Linked DNA regions of Homo sapiens: region 2 is linked to region 1. A link is a contact called in ENCODE Hi-C data. All regions are on one chromosome and are shown on one strand. The core of a region is the stretch at or near the end of the contact, and the rest is flanking DNA. Distances in the headings are between cores, read along the strand shown.

What was found. A loop is a pair of places that touch in the nucleus more often than their neighbours do. Pooled maps may share reads with other maps.
Region 2: a loop to region 1 is called in a pooled map, with 19 times the contacts of the local background. The contact joins two enhancer-like sites. A Hi-C loop is called at or near these places in 2 of 37 single-sample maps with no recorded cell type and 3 of 50 pooled maps.

What each region holds. Positions count from the first base shown.
Region 1 is chr6:137,104,977-137,109,664 of GRCh38, reverse strand. No RefSeq gene overlaps it. Among named protein-coding and RNA genes, the nearest start is that of IL20RA, 62 kb to the right of the region's middle. RefSeq lists an enhancer at 3,485-3,544. Within about 2 kb of position 3,369, at least 5 of the 41 ENCODE cell types and tissues checked have a DNase peak (open chromatin) inside an H3K27ac peak, as active enhancers do.
Region 2 is chr6:138,454,186-138,459,462 of GRCh38, reverse strand. The region is part of intron 3 of NHSL1 (NHS like 1); the gene reads left to right. Among named protein-coding and RNA genes, the nearest start is that of MIR3145, 22 kb to the right of the region's middle. Within about 2 kb of position 3,627, at least 11 of the 41 ENCODE cell types and tissues checked have a DNase peak (open chromatin) inside an H3K27ac peak, as active enhancers do.

The sequences.
Region 1 (4,688 bases), core at 2,120-4,619:
ACACAGTGAACTTAACATAAGATATTCAGAACAGAGGGGCCATGGCCAGCCCATTAAATTCCACAATTCATTTGCTAAGAGCCTAGAAATCTTATGAAGCACCTAATTTCTTTTTCTGAATAATAATAATATTTCCATTTCTAGAAAAATCTATTAATTCTGTGATCCAGATTACTGTTTCTAACATAATGCACCTATTAAATGAAACATAGTCCCTTGAATCTTTGGCAATAAATGCACCATCTGAAAGGAAATACCAATTCTAAACTCCAAGCCAAAGGAACATATGCAATGCTTACATTGTTTTTGGTATGCTTCAATTCTACCTTTTAAGTTATGAAGCTGTTTGAAATTCTAGTTCACACATAAGAAGATTCTAGGCCATCAGTGCAGCAAATACAGAATTTCCTCATCATTTAGGAAATTAAATCTATTAACATTTAGGGAAAAAAACTTTATATGAGCATTTGCCTGAAATTCAGGTGGTATTGAAACATTTCCTGCAATGAGAGAGAAAATAACACAGAAAATAAATGCTGCTTTAGTGACTTAAGTAATAATTGCATGCCGTCCCCTGGAGTGTTTTCTGTCCTTAGGAGCAGAACCCTATTGCACTTTGTTGGAGTGGAATGAGAGTAGGGATAATATATAAATACCTTTTAAAGAGGATCTAATAAAGTCACAAATAACAGAGTCAAATGGAGTACTAAGGGAAAGTAGGATCATTCAGACTAATCCTGTAACTTTGAGATTGACATCGAAAGCTTCAGATGTTTAAGTGGTTATTTCCTTGTTTGTGAAAGGTTTTGTTGGGAAAAGGCCCCCCAAAATCTGGCCATAAACTGGCCCAAAAAATGGCCATAAGCAAAATCTCTGCAGCACTGTGACATGTTCGTGATGGCCATGACACCCACGCTGGAAGGTTGTGGGTTTACCGGAATGAGGGCAAGGAACACCTGACCTACCCAGGGTGGAAAACCACTTAAAGGCGTTCTTAATCCACAAACAATAGCATGAGCGATCTGTGCCTTAAGGACATGCTCCTGCTGCAGATAACTAGCCAAACCCATCGCTTTATTTCAGCCCATCCCTTTGTTTCCCATAAGGAATACTTTTAGTTACTCTATAATCTATAGAAACAATGCTTATCACTGGCTTGCTGTTAATAAATAAGTGGGTAAATCTCTGTTTGAGCTTCTCAGCTCTGGAGGCTGTGAGACCCCTGATTTCCCACTCTACACCTCTATATTTCTGTGTGTGTGTCTTTAATTCCTCTAGCGCTGTTGGGTTAGGGTCTCCCCAACCGAGCTGGTCTTGGCAGGTTTGAGGGTGGCTGGAGACATGTACTAGAAACAATATACTGGACTGTCTGAATCATGAGTTTGATCCAAAGCGGTGCTTCCAATGTATATGTTTCCATGTGTGTCATGCATAAACATACACACACATCATTATGCTAATATATACATGTCTAGGCACTCACATGTACAACTGTGCATATCAATATTATTTTCTAAAGAGAAGAATTGTGTTTTCTTTTTCAAGATGTGAGAAATGTCCATTTTTTGCTTTTGCCCCAAATTTTTACTGTTTATAAAGTTTTACTACAGCTAAGGAATTTTGCAATGCCTGAGTAATAAGACAGATTATTACTAGCCATACTAACTTGGAAACCCCCTAGATGTTTCTCTTAAAACTTTGGTTTGGGGTGGTCAGATGTGGAAAGAAAAGGGGAAGAAATGCAGAAGATGTGAAAAGGAGTCTGATGGGAAAGTATGCCTTTCTGTATTCTACTACTAACTAAATCATGTTTCTCAAACTTTGGATACTTTTTTTTCCAAACATGCTTCTCAAACTTTAGAAACTTGAGAAGCTTTTTTCAAAATATACGTGTACAGCCCACAACACTGGAGATTCTTTCATGGAGTCTGGGGCAAGAATCAGCAAACTTTTTCTGTGTAAAGATTAGAGAGTAAATATTTTAGACTCAAGGCCATATAATATTTGTCAAAACCACTCAGTTCAGCCGTTGTAGGGCAAAAGCAGCCATAGACCATATGTTAACAAATGAGCATGACTGTGTTCCAATAAAATGCCATTTACAGGACAGATTTGGCCTCCAAGCTGTAGTTTGCCCACCTGTGGTGTTCAGTGACACCCAGGAATACTATACTTGGAAAAGTGTTATGCATCTATAAAATTCTCATTAAAATTTATTTTTAAAACTTACCAAAAACTCAACAGGAAAGTTATAAAGGGTTAGAATAGGCAGTTCCAAAACTAGAGAGAGATGAGAGAGAGAGAGAGAGAGACAGAAGGAGGGAAGGAAGGAAGGAAGGAAGGAAGGAAGGAAGGAAGGAAGGAAGGAAGGAAGGAAGGAAAGGAGGGAGGAAGGAGGGAGGGACCGGGTGCAGTGGCTCACGTCTGTAATCCCAGCACTTTGGGAGGCCAAAGCAGGTGGATCATCTGAGGTCGGGAGTTCGAGATCAGCCTGGCCAACATGGTGAAACACCATCTCTACTAAAAAATACAAAAATTAGCTGGGCATGGTGGCAGGCGCCTTAATCCCAGCTACTTGGGAGGCAGAGGCAGGAGAATCATTTGAACCCAGAAGGTGGAGGTTGCAGTGAGCAGAGAAAAAGCCATTGCACTCAAACCTGGGGGACAAGAGAGAGACTTCTCTCAAAAAAAAAAAAAAGGAAGGAATGAAGGAATGAAAAGAAAGAAAGAAAAAGAAAAAGGAAGGAAGGAAGGGAAGGAAGGGAGAAAGAAAATGATTTTATAAAGGAAGGAAAAAATGCTAAACATAATTTTTTAAATGCAAGCTAAAACAAGACACCATCTTTTACCTAATAAATTGGCAAAAACTAAAAAGTCAGATAAGACGCAATTTTGTGAAGCCATGGGGAAGCCAGCACCCTTAGTATGAGGATAGGATAATACAACTTCAGAGGGCAGTTTGGACACAAATTATAAAATTACAGGGCACAAATATTTATGTATAAAGAGGGATTATAATAGCAATATATTGGAAACAATCTAAAAATCCTCCAAGAGGGACATGGTTGAAAAATTACCGTATATCTGTTAAGTCGTATGCTACATAAGCACTATAAAGAATAAGGTAGACCAGTATGCTGACCATAATATTGGTTAACCCCCCAAAACTATTCTCACTTTTTCTTCGGTGGGGCTGCCCCGACTTAAGATGACTTTTTTCAAACTTTTTGCAGCTAAATGTAGCCAATTACCTGAGTTCTCACCAAATGGAAATGAATGAAATTGGTATGTTCATCTTCCAGTTCCTCTTCTGAAAGATGTTTACTTTCAAATCACCTTTCCTTTTTCTATGTCTTTAGCAGCTGTGGAAGCTATGATTTGAAGACAATTGCTTGACTTCACTCAAATGCATCCCTGAATGATTTCCTGGAACAGAACCTGCACTGTACTGCACTGTAATATGTGAGAGAAATAAATATCTATCCTATTTAAACCAGGGCATTTTGGCTTCTCTTTGCAGCAGCTGGGCACTTGCCCTAAATAATACAGAAATGTGCATAGTGCTGCCATAACTGAAACCTAAGATGTGGCATTGGTACAATGAGAGAATCACAGGTGATGGGGACGTGGGTATTTCAGGCTAAAATGTTGACCACCCTTGTTCTATTGTCAAAAAACATTTGGCAAAGCTATTACCTACAATAACTGGAGAAGCAGATCGCTTCTCCTATTGCTTCAAATGAAGCTATTGGAAAGAATCCAAATGTCAATCTGTGTTGGCTTCTCTTTGCTGTCTATAAACAGGTTTTTAAAAAAGTGATCAACTAAGACAAGAATTGACAAGTTTGCAAGCAGAGCTGGAAGAAAGTAGAGAGCATCCAAAAAGAAGAGACTTGTTAAGGGTTGAAAAGCCAACTGATACGTAAAGAGGCTTATAATAGCACTTAATTGAACCAGAGCTGCAAGTGATAAAACCAGTACTCACGCCCTTTCTCAAAGGCCTGTTAAGACTCCTCAGCCACACAGAGAGGAAGCCTCAGGCAAAGAACAAATCCAGGGTGTTGCCTTTCTACCCAAGCCAATTTTTTTTTTTTCAGATAGCTTCAAGGTACCTACGATTCAAACAGGAAAGAAAAGTGTGTCAAACCTACAAGCCAGGAAATAGGTCAGCCTGAATATCCACGTGCAGAAAAGAACATTGAGAGTGGTCAGTGGCCCAGGTACTGACTGGAAGTAAGCAGACCCAAAGCCAACTGAGTTCTTAATCAGAAGCAGTGTTTTGGTAAAAAACCCTGGTGAATAAGACATTCAATAAGTCACATGAGTATGATGGGCTCAGAAGGCAAACCCAAATCTGGATGTGTCTCCCCCATTGAGGACAAATCACTGCCCCCTCCAAGATGTTCACGGGCTGCTTCCTGCCATTGACTGACGGGACACTCAGGCCTGCAGCAGCCAAGTCAGCCTCAGTGAGAGGAGGCCTATTCTTCTGAGCCATGTGGGACCCCTGACCTTACTGCACAGACATTTGCTCACGAGCACATTGAGAAAATGCCAGAGTGTGAAACTGAGTAGGTCACATGTCCACAGAACAGGTCACCTTGTCCATTGATCCTTGACATCCTGCAGTTTTATTTGTGCTGTAAGGTTGGATCCAGTCTTGCTATGCTCCTCCTGCTTCATGGTTT
Region 2 (5,277 bases), core at 2,378-4,877, 1.3 Mb before region 1:
AATGATATAGTAAGGTATACAAGTAATATACAGCAATCAATAACTTTCATATCTACAAAGTCAAATTAGAAGATACAACAGGAAAAATCTATTTAAAATAGCTATTGCAAAGTACAGATACATTTAATAAGAAAAGGACAAGATCTATATGAAAGAAACTTTAAAAAATACTATATGGTCAGGCGTGGGACTCATGCCTGTAATACCAGCACTTTGGGAGGCAAAGTTGGGTGGATCACCTGAGGTCAGGAGTTCAAGACCAGCCTGGCCAACATGGCGAAACCCCATCTCTACTAAAAATACAAAAATCAGCTGGGCATGGTGGTGTGTGCCTGTAATCCCAGCTACTCGGCAGGCTGAGGAAGGAGAACCCAGGAGGTGGAGGTTGCTGTGAGCCGAGAGTGTGCCACTGCACTCCAGCCTGGGTGACAGAGCAAGACTCTTTTCTCAAAAACAAAAACAAACTATAGAACACAAATAAGATTTGAATAACTGAAAAGACATATCACATCCTCAGAGGCGTTAATATCAGAAAGCTCACCATTCTGCCCAAGTTAATTTATAAGATTAACACAATACCAATAAAAACGTGAGTAGATTTTTTCTGGGTTTTTTTTTTTGTTTTTTTTTTTTTGAGACAGATTTTCACGTACTCTGTTGCCAGGCTGGAGTGCAGTGGTGTGAACTTGGCTCACTGCAACCTCTACCTCCCAGGTTCAAGCGATTCTCCTGGCTCAGCCTCCCGAGTAGCTGGGACTACAGGCACATGCCACCACACCCAGCTAATTTTTGTATTTGTAGTAGAGACTGGGTTTCACCATGTGGCCAGGATGGTCTCGATCTCCTGACCTTGTGATCTGCCCTCCTTGGCCTCCCAAAGTGCTGGGATTACAGGTGTGAGCCACCACGCCCAGCCTAATTTTTGTACTTTTAGTAGAGATGGGGTTTCACCATTTTGGCCAGGCTGGTCTCGAACCCCCGGACCTCAAGTGATCCACCTACCTTGGCCTCCCAAAGTGCTGGGATTATAGGCTGTTCTGTTTTGTCTTGATCTGAGGCTACTTTGGGGGATGAGAGGAGGAGAGAGACGACTAAGGAAGCTGAATCTAAAGTTTGTGTAGCTAGGAAAGCTGTAAAACAAGAGAGCAGTAAGGAAGAACTGACTTGACCCGGTATGAGAACATAGAGTTAGGGATTCCTCCATTGTGGCAGCTGAATGTGCAAACCAGTATAACAGAATATTAAAAACAGAATAGAAGTCTAGAAATAGACCTAAATCTTCATGGGATTTAGTAGATCATCAAGCTATCATTTGAAATCAAGTGGGAATCCAGTAACTGTTGAAAGGGGCTCCAGGCCAGCAGTATGGTCTTCCGTGTTAAGACTAAGACTCCTAACCGTGGTTCATGTTCTTAACATCACCCTAACAGTTGGGATTTTTTTTTTTTTTTTTTTCAGTTGGAGTTTCACTCTGTTACCTAGTCTGGAGTACAGTGGCACAATCTTGACTCACCACAACCTCCACCTCCTGGGTTCAAGAGATTCTCCTGCCTCAGCCTCCCGAGTAGCTGGGACCACAGGCACGTGCCACCATGCCCAGCTAATTTTTGTATTTTTAGTAGAGACGGGGTTTCACTATGTTGACCAGGCTGGTCTTGGGCTCCTGACCTCGTGATCCGCCCACCTCGGCCTCCCAAAGGGGATCATTTTAAATATAGAGTGTGTAGGAGTCAATTTGGAAGGGAAATTCGATCTGGAAAACCTTTTATTTTGTATTTCCTAGTAGGTGTTGAGGGGAGGGGTGTGTTACAAAGAGCAGTGACTATATGGAAGAAGGGATGCATGAGTTAACAAATTATTGACTTTAAAAGAGGTATTTCTTACAAAAATCATCTAATTTGCATTCAACAAATATTAAAAATCCATTATGTGCTTAAGATGAGTTGCTAATATGGCAAAGGTTAAGGACATATAAATTAGAAAAGAGAACCTAGAGGACGTCGATTCTGGTTATTTACTCTGGCTAATTGTTCTAGAATAATTATCTTCATTATCCTAATGTGAAACACCAAGTAGGACTCTATGTGTTATGTTATGAAGAAAGATGTTTTGCTAACGAGATCCACACATATCTTTGATGTTCAAAGTGGGAATATAGTGTAGCAAGAAGAAAATTGTTGAAAATATTTCCAATTGTATATGTTATGCATATCATCTAAACATAAACATGATGCATTGAAAAAAATACTGTTGGCAAAGCAATTTAGAAATTCCAGAAAATAAGCCAGGCATGGTAGTGTGTGCCTGTAATCCCAGCACTTTGGGAGGCTGAGGCAGGCGGATCCCTTGAAGTCAGGAGTTCCAGACTAGCCTGGCCAACATGGTGAAACCCTGTCTCTACTGAAAATATAAAAATTAGCCAGGCGTGGTGGCATGCACCTGTAGTCCCAGCTACTCAGGCTGAGGCAGGAGAATTGCTTGAATCTGGGAGGTGGAGGTTGCAGTGAGCTGAGATCGCACCACTCCACTCCAGCCTGGGCGGCAGAGTAAGTGAGACTCCATCTCCAAAAAAAAAAAAAGAAAGAAAGAAATTCCAGAAAATACCTTTTCATTCAACTCTGAAATCAAAGAGTACACCATTGCTTTGTGTACTGTTTTTGACTTTTTTCTCTTTTCAGTTTTCAGCATATGCCAAGTACTGCCAAAGAGGTTCTTGCATTTGAAGGCAGGTCAGTTATCAGTGCGAAAATACTTACTGTGAGTCGATAGGGAATTTTTCCACCTGCCATTATCGGAAGTTATATTTGATGATACGTTCACTGAATCTGGGAAACCTTCACAGAATCCCCATTGTCTTAGCAGAAAGGATATCAATCATGAGTTATGCAATCTCTTGTGTAAAATTCACCCCTAAAGAGATGTATTAGATCTAGATTTTTGGCAGTAAACAGTTGGCTTTAATAGTCGTGACAGAAATCGAAATTTCCCTGTTTCCTGTTATTCTTTGAACTGGCATGTCAGCTTCTGTTTTAGGCTTTGTTGATAAGAAATATTTAAATCAAAGGAAGACTTTGAAGAAAAGGCAGTAACCTTGCTGCCATACCTGTAAACACAGGAGGCTTATTTAACATGATGCTTGAGAGCGTAGGTTTGGGGCAGCTTTTCCACCTGTCAGAGCTCAGTGGCCTTGGATAAGTTGCTTTCGTCTGTGAGGTTCAGGTTCCTCAACTGTAAAGAGATAAAAACCACATGTTCCGGTTTGCTTAGAACAGCCCTGGTTTACAGCTGTTATTCTGTGTAATTATTAATTGCACCCCCTTTCACTCTCAGAGGTGTTCTGGTTTCGATAAAATTACATAGTTACCCTAACCTACCTTGGAGAGTTGGTGTGAGGTTGAAGTAAATTAATGTTTGTGAAACCCTTAGCACAGTGCCTGGCACAGACTAGATGCTCAGATGATGATGATAAGTATTGTTAAGCTGATTGGTATTTCAAACCACGCTTCAAAGAAAATGATTCAATAGACAATGTCTGTTTTTATAAAAATTTGGCCACTCTCCCAATCATCTCGTCTTTTGTTCCACCCACATAGAATTTCCTGCCCAAGGCAATAAATTTGAGAGGTTTCAGCAGCTACTGACGAATTTCTGATTGTCATGGCTTTACAGGTTATCTAGGTGTGGCACTACCAGTGTTTATGCTATTGCTAGCTTGTTCATCGGGGTACACGTTAGGATATAGAACTTTTTCACAAATTAGATCTTATTTTCCACAAACAGCCCCATGAAACAGATTATTTTAATAGCTATTACTATTATTTTAATCTGGAAATGGAGACTCAGAAATATGAAATGGCTTTCTCAAGATCACATAGCTCGAAAGCACCAGGAAGCATGCGAAGGCGGGGCTCCTTGCAGGGAGCATGTGAAGGCGGGGCTCCTTGCAGGGAGCATGTGAAGGCGGGGCTCCTTGCAGGGAGCATGTGAAGGCGGGGCTCCTTGCAGCTCATTTCTTTTCATCGCACCATGCTGGTTAAGCAAAAGGGCAAGATTACTCAGTTACCTCAATTCCTCCTCATTATGCCCAATTTTGTCATCTCTTATTCCTCTTTGACTTGTCTGGTATGCTTCACTCAATTTTTTTTTCCCCCAAAAAAGTTTTTAAGTGCTACTTGGTCTCAGTATATGGATCCCATTCTTGGCCTAGGGCAGCTTACAGTCGAGAAGTGATTACTCCATGTCCAATCATGTGTTACTGGGTCTCTGTGAGTAATTTCAGGAAACTGTAGAAACACAAATGAGTCAATGCTCACTGCTCTGCAGTTATGGCACCTTCTTATTCCATGCCATTGCAGACAAAAATGAGAAAATTGGGGTCTGTCATTCCCACGCCTTTTTGCCTGCAAACCAGTGAGAATGTCTCCAATGACCCATTCCAGTTTCTCTTGCTGTTTCCATCCCACTACTCTATAATCAGGGTCTGTTTATACCTGCCTTCTCTTCTAGATTAATGGACAGCATCCCTATCTTGTTGATCTCTGTGTTTCCAGTATGATGCCAAGCACTTGGCACATGGAAAGGCTCAGGCGCCAGGGACTGTGCTCAGTGCTGTATGTGAATATATTCAGTATTTATTGCAACCATGCAAAGTAGCTTTGATTATGCCCATATCATGGATGAGAAAACTGTATCTTGGAGAGATTAGATCACTTGCCTAAGATCACATAGTTTTTAAATACTGAAACAAGATCTTTCTTTATTAAAACGCCTTTTATTGAAGTATAACTTACATAAAATAATCTATACATATTTAAAGTATACAACTTAATAAATTTTGACATATGTATACACACAGGAGACCATTACCATAATCAAGAGAGTGAACACATCTATCACCCCTAAAAGCAAAACCAGGATTTAAACCTAGACTTACGACTCTAGAGCTCATGTTTTTCCCCCAGTAATGACTGTATGGGGAGTAGAGCCTTTGCCACAGTCCTTTCCTCCTAACCATTCTCATTCTCTTATGGGGAGTTTTGCATTGTTGAGATAATACAAAGAGCATCTTTTACAACCCAATTGTCCATCAATAAAAAATGTGAATAAATTAGTACTGGAGTGGAATGTATACCCCAGTGAAATGAATGAATTACAGTTTCACACAACTACATGGATGTGTCTTAGAAAGATAATAGTAAGAAAAACACAAAGAGAATAATACTATTTTTGTAAAAGTCAAAGCAAGTTTATGCACGCACGCACACACACACACGCACA